Regions from separate parts of the Mus musculus genome. Here region 2 is linked to region 1. The links are chromatin loops, found by intact Hi-C in ENCODE. Cell type or tissue: heart. All regions are shown on one strand. Links, peaks and the distances in the headings refer to the core of each region. The heading gives the core; the rest is flanking DNA.

Evidence for each region. Hi-C counts contacts between places; a loop is a spot of excess contacts. Peaks named below come from ENCODE experiments on the same cell type or tissue, not always from the same donor. Only the 100,000 strongest peaks of a DNase experiment are listed, where the experiment ranks them.
Region 2: a loop joins it to region 1, with 5 times the contacts of the local background. A loop is called at or near these places in 7 of 42 quality-filtered maps.

The regions. Positions count from the first base shown.
Region 1 is chr6:6,953,649-6,959,032 of GRCm38, forward strand. It overlaps Sdhaf3 (succinate dehydrogenase complex assembly factor 3), which reads left to right and starts at 2,370. Exons shown (of 2, transcript NM_001077713.1): 1 at 2,370-2,552. The coding sequence starts at 2,379. In heart, for the core only: a CTCF peak has its summit at 2,159; a DNase peak (open chromatin) is centred at 2,313; H3K4me3 peaks cover 1,654 bases; H3K27ac peaks cover 1,215 bases; H3K27me3 peaks cover 416 bases.
Region 2 is chr6:7,657,658-7,663,041 of GRCm38, forward strand. All of the region lies in intron 2 of Gm35051 (a long non-coding RNA gene), which reads left to right. Among named protein-coding and RNA genes, the nearest start is that of Gm35051, 33 kb to the left of the region's middle. In heart, for the core only: a CTCF peak has its summit at 3,251 (motif pointing left); a DNase peak (open chromatin) is centred at 3,974.

The sequences.
Region 1 (5,384 bases), core at 99-5,098:
CTGAAGAGAAACCAGAAAAAAAAAGCAAACTAGAATAAAATAATTTTCAATTTTCAAGGATATTAACAGATGAAATTTGGTAGCAAAGATGCCCTGAAATAAAATAACCACACTGCTCTTCAATCCTTGCCATTAATGTGATTTGTCATGATACCAAATTAAATTTATTAAGATAGTATTTTAGGCAAGTAATTTCCTTAAAGTTAAAGGAAAAACTCTATTCAAGGGCATAAATACTGGAGTGCTTCTTATTTTGTGCTGTACAGTAGTGAGACCTCGAAATGAGCAAAAAACATTGTAGGCTATTGTCTTTTTTGATTTCATAATTGTTACACAGACAGAAATCCTATGTTTGTGAGACAACTGCACACATTCTTGCCCTCTTGTGTTTTACCAACATGCAAATCCTGATGTGCTCAACACCACTAATAAACGCTCTGCACCAATGCAACAGTAATGTGGTTATTACATGTCTAGAGCACAGCCAGACCGGTGGGAAACACTCCCTCCTCCTGAAAAACGCCTTCCCCTAAGTATTCTTGTCAGAAGCTAGAATCAGTAACTAAGCAAAGTACGGCCTGCTGAGTATTATGAAGACAAAAAAGAAAAAACAACAAAAGCAGGAGCACCATGGGAGGTTTGGCTTGGTTATGTTAGTTTCAAACAAGGCTGTTGGGAAAGGTCACACGACAGTGAGCCGACACACTGGTTCTGGCAAGTGATGCCTCCTACCAGCCCCCGGAAGTGCTCCAAACAAGGTTTCCGGTTGGAAGTGAAGGAGTTCAAAGATGGAGGCCAGTGTGAGTGGAACTGACTTACTAGGGAGTGAATAAATAGAACATTTAAATTCTAGAGGTAGAGAGACTTTGAGTTGTTCAATAACAGAGTGCTACTGAGGATTTGTTAAGCAGAGGAACGATGTTATCTAATTACAGCCTGGGTAGATCATAACTGAAGTTCAACATGGCCAGAGGCAAGAACACAGATACGGTAGCTATCCAGTAGAAAGAGATAATTATGGTACAGGGTGTGATGGAAATAATGTTTGATTCCTGCATGATTTTGGTGGTGGAGCTATTAGGATTTGCTGAAGGATTAAAATTTAATTGGAACGAAAGAATAAGGACAAGAAGCTATCAGCTTTTGAAATAGTTACTTTTTTTTTCCCCACCTCTACACAAGTTTGGACTTGTGAACATCTAGATTTCTTGTTTTTGTAAGACCCCCGATGCTGGGCCTCTGCAAGTCCCCAGGTGAGCTGGCCAACACCCCAACGTCCTGAGAGAAAACCATACCTGATGCAAACTGCAAGAGGTTTTATTATCAGCTAGCTGAGGATGAAGTCCCTTTGCTGGTGCAGGGCAGGGGAGTTCGACCCGGTGACAGTAGGGAGCTTTTAACAGCTAGCTGAGGAGTTAGGAGGAGTTGGGAGGAGACTTGGGAGGAGTTGGGAGGAGAGTTGGGAGGACTTGGGAAGAGTTCTTCTCTTCCGGGTGTCCTTGGTGAAATTTACAAGGCAGGAGTGGGGAGTGAGTTCTTTCTGAATTTTTATCTCTGTGTCCTTGGCACAGGAAGGCAGGCATCTCTGGTTGTACAGTATAGAAACAAAAAGGCTTTTTGCTGGCTATAGAGAACAAAGAGCTTCTTTCTAGCTGTATTTTTTAAAGATCAGGGAAAACAAGCTTGGGAAACATCCAGGGGCTTTATCTTCCAGGGAGAAACGCTCTAAGTCAGGGTCTCACATTTTCATCTCACATTGTTTAATAAAAATTCTCAGAATCTTGGTCTTGGAAAAAAAATACACATAAAATAACTCCCAAGATTCTTTCATAGTGCACTTGACCTAGACCAACAAAGTCTGCCCTTCAGGGCTCACTTGTGATAACTACCTGGAAGAAGCTATGCCTACTGCATAAACTCCAAGTACAGCACTGCAAAGGACGAGGGCTGTTGCGAGGGACCGGCGAATGCCACACTATTTCAGAAGCCATAACACTTTGGATTAACCACGCAAGGCTTTCTGGAGAAGACTTCAGTTCGATGAAGTCTTTCTCAAATATTTAATAAGAAGAAACTAGCAAATGGAGAAGATGAGTTAACTCTGAAGGTAACAAGTCGCTCACACAAGACTTTTTGTCTTACACAGCAGCACCTCTCTAGGAAACTCAAGAAATTACAACTACTCCTCAACAGCCGCGCCTTTGGCAGAGCGTTTCTGTCCGCCCGCCCCAAATCCGGGTTTCCGGAAGGACAAGATTCTATGACGGACCAAACCGGATGAAGGTCGCGCGCTCTCTTCCGCCCGCTTTGGGGTTCACCCATAGGCGACTTCCTAGCGGGGGCGGAGCTACGCCCACCTTCTGCGCAGGCGCGGCGCGATGCCGGGGAAGCATGTCTCGAGAGTCCGGGCTTTATATAGGCGAATCTTGCTGCTACATCGGGCTCTGCCCCCGGACCTCAAAGCCCTGGGTGACCAGTACGTGAAGGACGAATTTAGGAGACATAAGACTGTTGGTCCTGGCGAGGCCCAGCGATTCTTGAAGGAATGGGAGGCAAGTGACGCCCCCTCCCCGCCCCCTCGTCCCGGACCTTGGGTTTTCAGTTCAGACCCCACCTTCCTAGCTGCTTCCCAGGGTCCGTGCACGGCCAAACAGGGCGTCTGGAATAGACAGACTAAAGTGGTCAAACAGCACTTCTTTCAAGCTCCGTCGCGAATCCCCCAGCTTCCCGCACAGGCTCTGTGCTTGAGCAGTTTCCCCCGCATTCAGAAGAACTTTCTGAGAGTGCTGAGGGTGCCAGGTGCTGGAGAGAGAAGGGTGGCGTGTCTCAGACGTTACTGCACTCCTGACTGTTTAGTGCTCCAAAAGTTCGTCGGCGTTTGTCCTTTGCGTTGCCTTTAGGCTGTTTAGGTGACAGCCGTGTAATTAACATGATGTCATTACTTAGCTGCCAGAATTAGATCATTTCGATCATTTGTTAATTTGTAATTGTAGGGCCTTAGTAAGCTTTCCACTTGACAGATAAATTATATAACCTAGAAAAGACCTAAGGATTGCAATTTGTTAAAGGGGTAATGCTGGCGGGGGCACGCGTTTGGATTCAGTGTTTGACTTTTCTCTTTTCTTTCTTATTATTTATTTTAGGTACATATTTATTTATTTGTGTGTATACGGGTGTGTGTGTGTGTGTGTGTGTGTGCTGGAGGTCAGAGGCTAACCCAAGGGAATGGTCTCTCCTTCCACCACATGGCTCCTGGGGATCAAACCGCGGGCTGCACAGCTTGGCAGCAGACACCTTTCTCAGTGAGCCATCTCCACGACCCTAATACCTTTTTTTTTTTTTTTTTTCTCTTAAGAATGAAGGGGGAGAAAGAGTATTGCATGATGCTGAAGAGTCTTGCAGGATCTCCTCCCATCTTGAAAATATCAGGAGGTGAAAGGAGTTGGGCATTTCTAGAGTGCATCTAGGTATTTTAAAGAAACTGCTCTGGTAAAGTAAAAAAGATTTTTCATGCTGATAGTGGCTGAAGTGATATTTACCTTTAAAACAACATAAAGATTAGGCTAGGGAAAAGCATTTTCATTGAATTCTATAATTCTTGATTGTAGAATTATTGAAGAGAGAACTTTATAATAATGAAATGTATAACTTTCTTAAAAGTCTTGGTTTATTAGATATAATTTGGTTGCCAGGAGCTGGGGAGGTTTAATATTTTTAAATGCAAAACACTTTCTTTAAATATGTAGTTGGTATTGAAATCAGAAAACTAGATTTAAATTCAGACCTCAGCATTTACTAAACATTACATCAGTTAATTTTTCTAGTCTTTCGGTCTGTAAAATAACGGTATTTACAACAGGCATCTCAATGTTAGTGTATTTATTACTTTATTTTATTCAGTTTGTTTGAGTCAGTGTTTTCCTGTGTTCTTGGCTGTCCTGGAACTCAATCTGTGGACCAGGCTGGCCTGCAACTCAGAGATCTGCAATGGATAATGCTAGTATATTTAAAAAGTACTATTTATATTGTTAATCATATCAAAGCTATAATAAGTGTTTGTAAAGTCATGTCTATTAAGTAAGTTTGAAGCCAGACAGGAAGACTTTATCTGTGCTGAGAAGAAAGACTTCTAGTTTGAAAGTCCTAAAGTCTAAGGACTAGAAAGTTTAAGGAAAATGTAGGAAAGGATAGAACTTAGAATAAGTTTATAAAAAGCTGAAGGAAAGGATACGAGAAAACTGGGAAATGTGTTGATGATCACAGGAGGCTTAGTGACAGCAATATCACTTTTTTAAAAAATATTTTAAAATAGCTTTAGACTTACAGTAGAGTTGCAAAGACAATTTAGAGTTCACATACATTCAATACTCTGCTTCCCCCTTTGTTAATATATAACCAGAACATTTATCAAAATGTAGAAAGTTACCATTGCTCGGGAACTTTTCATTACAGGACTTACTTCACACCATGCTGCTGCTTTCAAGACTATCCCGTCTCGGTTTCAGGATCAGAGCTGGATCCCACTCTGCACTTGGCTTTTTTTGTTTATTTGTTTGTTTGTTTTTCGAGACAGGGTTTCTCCGTATAGCCCTGGCTGTCCTGGAACTCACTTTATAGACCAGACTGGGCTCGAACTCAGAAATCCGCCTGCCTCTGCTTCCCGAGTGCTGGGATCATTCTTTTTTGCCCTCTTTGATGTCCTGGAGCTCAGTGACAGTTGTTCAGTCTTTCCTTGACGCTTTTTTGAGAAGTGCTCTTCTGTCACTTAGGACAGTGCATCGGTTTGGGTTTATTTGATCTTTACTGATGATTGGATTGATTACATTCTTGAAAGAATCTCATGAGGTGAAGTGTTGTCAACACATTATCAAGTCATAAGTGTGATGATAATTTGGTTAAGGTGATACCTGCTGGATGTCTTTAGTGTTAAGTCAAAGCTGTGTTTTAGGGAAAGGTTATCTCTCTGCACTTCATATGCTGACGGTTTGATCCCTAATGTGGTGTGCTGAGAGAGCAAATAGAAACTTTTAAGAGGTGGGCCCCAGTGTAAGGCCATCAGCTCATTAAGAGCATCACTGAGGGGGGAGATTGATGTCATTTTAGGAATCCTGGAAATTCCTGTTGGAGCTGGTTGTTGTAATAAAAATAAACACAAAGAAAATCCATAGCCTGAGCTCAGTGCAGTGACACATGCTTGAAATCCTATGTATCGGAAGGCCAAAAACAGGGATCGAAAGTTTAAGAGTAGCCAATGCACTTTATCAAGATTTCATCTCAAAATAAAACAGGAGGGTGGGGCAATGGATAGGTAGTTTAGTGATGGAGTACTTGTCTTGTATGTGCGAGCACGCGCACACACACACAGACACAGACATAGACATACA
Region 2 (5,384 bases), core at 257-5,256, 700 kb after region 1:
CTCAGTAATAAGCAAAACAAACAAATGTGTATTTTTAAATTTTATTGTATTTTTCAACACTTTCTTTTCTTTTTTTATTTTTATATATTTCAAGATTTTATTTTTCTCACTGTGTACCCCTGGCTGTCCTAAAACATGCTCAGTAGACCAGGTTGGCCTCATACTCACAGAGATCAGCGTGCCTCTGCCTCAGAGGTGTTGGGATCAAAGGCATGAGCCACCTGGGCACAACTTTGTATTTTATAGATGTCTTTGAATGGTAGTCTAAGTCAGTCTCTCCTGGTGGGCACTGCTGTGTATTTTATAGATGTCTTTGGATGGTAGTCTAAGTCAGTCTCTCCTGGTGGGCACAGCTGTGTATTTTATAGATGTCTTTGGATGGTAGTCTAAGTCAGTCTCTCCTGGTGGGCACTGCTGTCAGTACTGGGACTGAGTAAGTCCTCGTTCTACATTCTCTGACATGCTTAATATTTCTGGAACCAGTAAAAGTTGAATTATTTCCAGTAATTTCCTTAGTATTTGGCCAATGATCCTTTAAAGAAATGGTAAAATCTAAGGGTAAAGAGAAAGCTTATTCTTAGAGCCATAAAAACACTTTCCCTTGCCTCACCTGTAAATGATGCATAATGGTGAATCTAGTCTTAGAAACCTTAGTAAAATGTATTTCATTCATGACAGAAATCCAATAAAGGCAAATGAAATATGATTGCAGTTAATAACTAATACATTTTTAAAATCTTCATAACAATAAAAAAGAGCTAATACCAGTAAGAAACAGGACCAAGAAAATCTCCAAAAAATGCAAATTAAAAAAAAAAACTATTAAGAACGATTAACAAGAAAACCATGCTCAAAGGCAAAGGGATATAAATGGTATTAATTTTAATAGTGAAATAGGCTGCAGTGGCCTGATGTTGAAGTTTAGTTTCTAGAACTTATAGTAGAATGAGGGAAGCAACTCCTGAAAGTGGTCCTCTGACCTCCACACAAGTGCTCTCTCTCCTCTCTCTCTCTCTCTCTCTCTCTCTCTCTCTCTCTCTCTCTCTCACACACACACACACACACACACACTCACACACACACATACACACACACATGCACGTGCACACATGCTATCACACACACATACACAAGCACACATGATGTCATACTCATGCTGTCTCTGTCTCTCTCATACACACACACACACACACGTACATGTATAAATACCACACATGCACCCACCACACACAGCAAACACACAGCACATGCACACATGCTGTCACACACACATACACACACAAACACACTACACACACCACATACCACACATTCACATACACACACATGCATGCACACGTGATGCACAGAATAATAATAAACAAAATTAAATTTTCAATGATATTTTACCTTTAGAACTAGAAACTATATTTAAATAAAAATGCTCATTGATGGTGAGGATTCAAAGAACCATGGGTATAGAGACAGATCCTTGTAGGTCTCATGCAGGAAGTTTAAGGAGAGATATCAAACCTTACCATGTTATAAATCATTTAATCCACCAACCCTACCTTCAGGAACTCAGTTTTATCACTACAGATGTGAACAAATATTCATCTGCAATATTATGTGTCAAATGATCACTTTCATCATAAAAGGTATACACACACACATATATATGTATATATATACCCTACAGTTTAAGAACAGAAACATTAGATGAATTGCTGCATAGTCAAAAAATATAATATGAATCTTAAATTATGATTTTTGAGAGCTGAAGTTGTGAAACATATTCTAAGAATATTACTCAGGAAAGCACAAAATACAAAGCAGGATGCTAAACAATATGTGGAAAATATTATAGTTCTTTTAAAAATATATAAACCAGTTGGGCTGGGCTGGAGACATGGGTCAACAATTAAGAGCACTGCTGCTCTTGCAGAGGACCCAGATTTTGTTTCTAGCACCCAGATGGTGGCTCACGGTCATCTACAACTCCGTTTCTATGGCATCCAACACTAGGTTCTGACCTCTGCAGGCATTTGTATGCACATATACAGATGAAAAAACATTCTGTATCTTGTCCAATGTTTTCTAGATTGGAGACATCAGTGTTTATGAACTGAGAAATCTAACACGGTGCCTTGCAACACTGCAGGCATATTAAAAACATACCTGGCTAATCACATGTGTTCTTATCTTGTTTCATCTGCTGTATTAAAACAAACAAACAAAACACTGACAAGAAACAACTTAGAGGAGAAAGGGTTTAATTTGCAATTCTAGGTCACATCCCATCATTGTGGGAAAGTCAAGATAGGCCGCTGATCAAGTCGCATTCACAGTCAAGAGCAGAGAAAAATAAATATATTACACAATCACTTGTTTGCTTACTTGCACTTAGCTCTATTTCTCATTCTTATACTGTTCACAACTCCTGTGTAGGGAATGGTGCTGCCCACAGTAGCCTGAACCTTCCCACATCAATTAATTGACTTTAGACCATCCTGCATAGACACACCCACATAATGCATAGGCAGTACTTCATTGACATTCTCTTACCAGGAGATTCTAGGTTGTGTCAAATTGACAATAAAAACTAACTAGCACAACATGTATAAATAATGACTACCAAAGCACTATAAAAACACTCACTAAAATGACTATTTCTTTTTAGTTCCAAGATTGATTGTGTCTTTCTTTATTTATTTATTGTTTCTGGGTTGTATATAATGCGTATGTATGACGTTCACTCAGTTAAAGGAAATTATGGATCTTAAAGGGGGGGATTTTAGTCATGCTGTAGCTGGTTTGCCCATGTGTCATGCTCAGCTGTTACTCATAATCTGAACTCATTCAGGAGTCAGCTCGCTAGCTGAAGTGGCAGGGATGCTACAAAAGTAAGACAGGAGCTTAGCAACCACACACTGTATCTAGATGCATGAACAAAGTAAGGGAGGAATAACACCCCCTGCACACACACACACACACACACACACACACTCACCCCGAAGAGGACAGGGTCCAGGGCCAATTTCACTGAAACTCAAATCACAAAAGCATCATAGCAAAGAGTGTTGGACAATTATTCCTTTATTGTGTCTCACCTGAGGTATTGTTTGAACTGACTGTTAACAGATGTCAATATTATAGTTAGTATTTGTAGAAGGGTTTGGTTGCCTTCAAATTGGAACACTACTGGCTTCATTAGTCTTAGTTGCCTTGTGTAAAAAAAGAGACAGCAAGCACGAGTTCCACCTAGTGGCCATATCATATTAATGCACAAGGCTACCAATGAACTTAGAAAATAAGTCATAATAAGTCTAGGAACTGGCTCTTCACCCTAACACGCCTTATCAGCTGCAGTACCCTGATTTCCAAAACTTCCTTCCTACCTACAGTTTAAATTTTTATAAATGTGACAGCTCTGGTCATCCTGGAAAAGATGTTACTCTGAATTGTCATTATCTCTCTAGCATAAATTACCAAACATAAAGGCAGACTGGCATTTGGTCTGTCATAGCATTGTCTATCCTGCAGTCAGACTCGCCTGGATCCCTCCTCATTCACTTCAAACAGTTGTTCTTTCCATGATCCAAGACACTGAAAGCATGAAAATGAAAGAATACATTTTGTTCTCTAGCTGATGAGAAGTGATGATCTATGCTAAATAAAATATATAGGAAGCCATTTGGTCTGATGTTCTGATGTAGATGCCAAAGTACTGACCTGCAAGGAAGATATTCATGCTAAAGTTGCACACAACTAAGTTACTTATCTGAACTGAGAGATCGGGAGAGGGTCCAGTGATACTCAGACTTCCGAAAGCATCAATAGTCAACAACTCGATAAGCAGGATGGAGGTTGGTCCCATATGGGTTCTTGTATTTGAATAATTGGTTCTCAGTTGGGAGATTGTAGGGCCTTTCATAGATACTGCCTTGCTGGAGGAAGTACATTACCGGGAATAGGCTCTGAGAGTTTATAGCCTTGCCCTACTTCATTTCCTCTTCCTGCTTCCTGTTTGCAGTTAATAGATATGATCTCCCAGGCTACTGCTCCTGCTGACCATTGCCAAGCCTCCCTCACAATTATAGGCTTTCCCTCCGGAAGCACATGCAAAAATAAATAAACTTTTTCTTCTGTAAGTTCCTTCTGGTCATGATATTTTATTACAGAAACAGAAAGTAATTACTAATACAATCAATGCCACCCCTCTTACCTCCCAAGGGGAAGTAATTGGAGATAACCAGATGTTAACAGACCTCTGTACTGTGTTGTACTGTTTCCTTATTCTGCTCGAACTATATTACATAAAACAAAAAACAAACAAACAAACAAAAAAATGTTCTGCCATACCCAAAAGAGAGGTTTTACGTTTTAGATAAAAACTGATTCTGGAGTGGAAAACAAATTCTAATTAGGTCAGTTCATGGACTGTTTTGAAGGTTGTCTTTTGACATGTCATAAGATACTCTTTTGGATTATTATAATGGGGCCAAGTCATCATCTCCTCTAGGCACCCACTCACGATCCCCTTTCTAAAGTATAGTGCTGCCAATAGAGGACACCAGACTCCCCAGCAAAACAGATGCCCCAAGGGTGATGATGGCCAACATTAGAGCTGCATCCTTTCCAATGGCCTGCCCCTAGCCAGTGGGAACTCCCTCATCAGAAATACCCAGAAGGTTCTGCCTTATTTCATGGGCCTCTAGAGTCAAACACTAATTAAATTATGTAAATTATTGTTAACACACAGGACATTTGTTTGACCTAAATATTCTCTAACATTTTAATCATTACTTAAAAAACAAACTTCTACAGAAATCTCTATTTATGGGTTCTCTTACAAGTGGTGTCACCTGGCCTTGAAGAACCAGATCTGAGGACAGACTGAGTGGCCTTCATCATTGTCCATAGCTCCTCAACTCTAGACAGCAACAGTTATGTACATGGGCCTGGTCCCTCTCAGCAACTGAGTATCTGATTTCTGACCAGGTCATCAATACATTGTGGCATTGACAGTAGACCTGCTTCACAATATCCCCCCCACCCCCACTGCCATGAGAAATTGTGTTGCCCAATACAGAGATGGGGCTCCCCACCTCACTTTTTCTTTAAAGTCTGAGATGTTCATTTTCTCACACCGTTATGTTCATGTTAATCACAAAGGAGCACTGGGTATGGCACAGTCCTGGGTCACACTGATTGAAAACAAATAGCCAGAAATACTACCTGAGTAACATGTCAAATCACAAGACAGTGTGACAAAGGGATTTGCATGATCATTTCCTGAAGTTGTGGCTTTTAATACATAACCAAGAAAAGTACTTAACTGTAGATTCACACATACCCAATTCACATATTAAGAATTCACATATTAAGAATTCACATATTAAGAA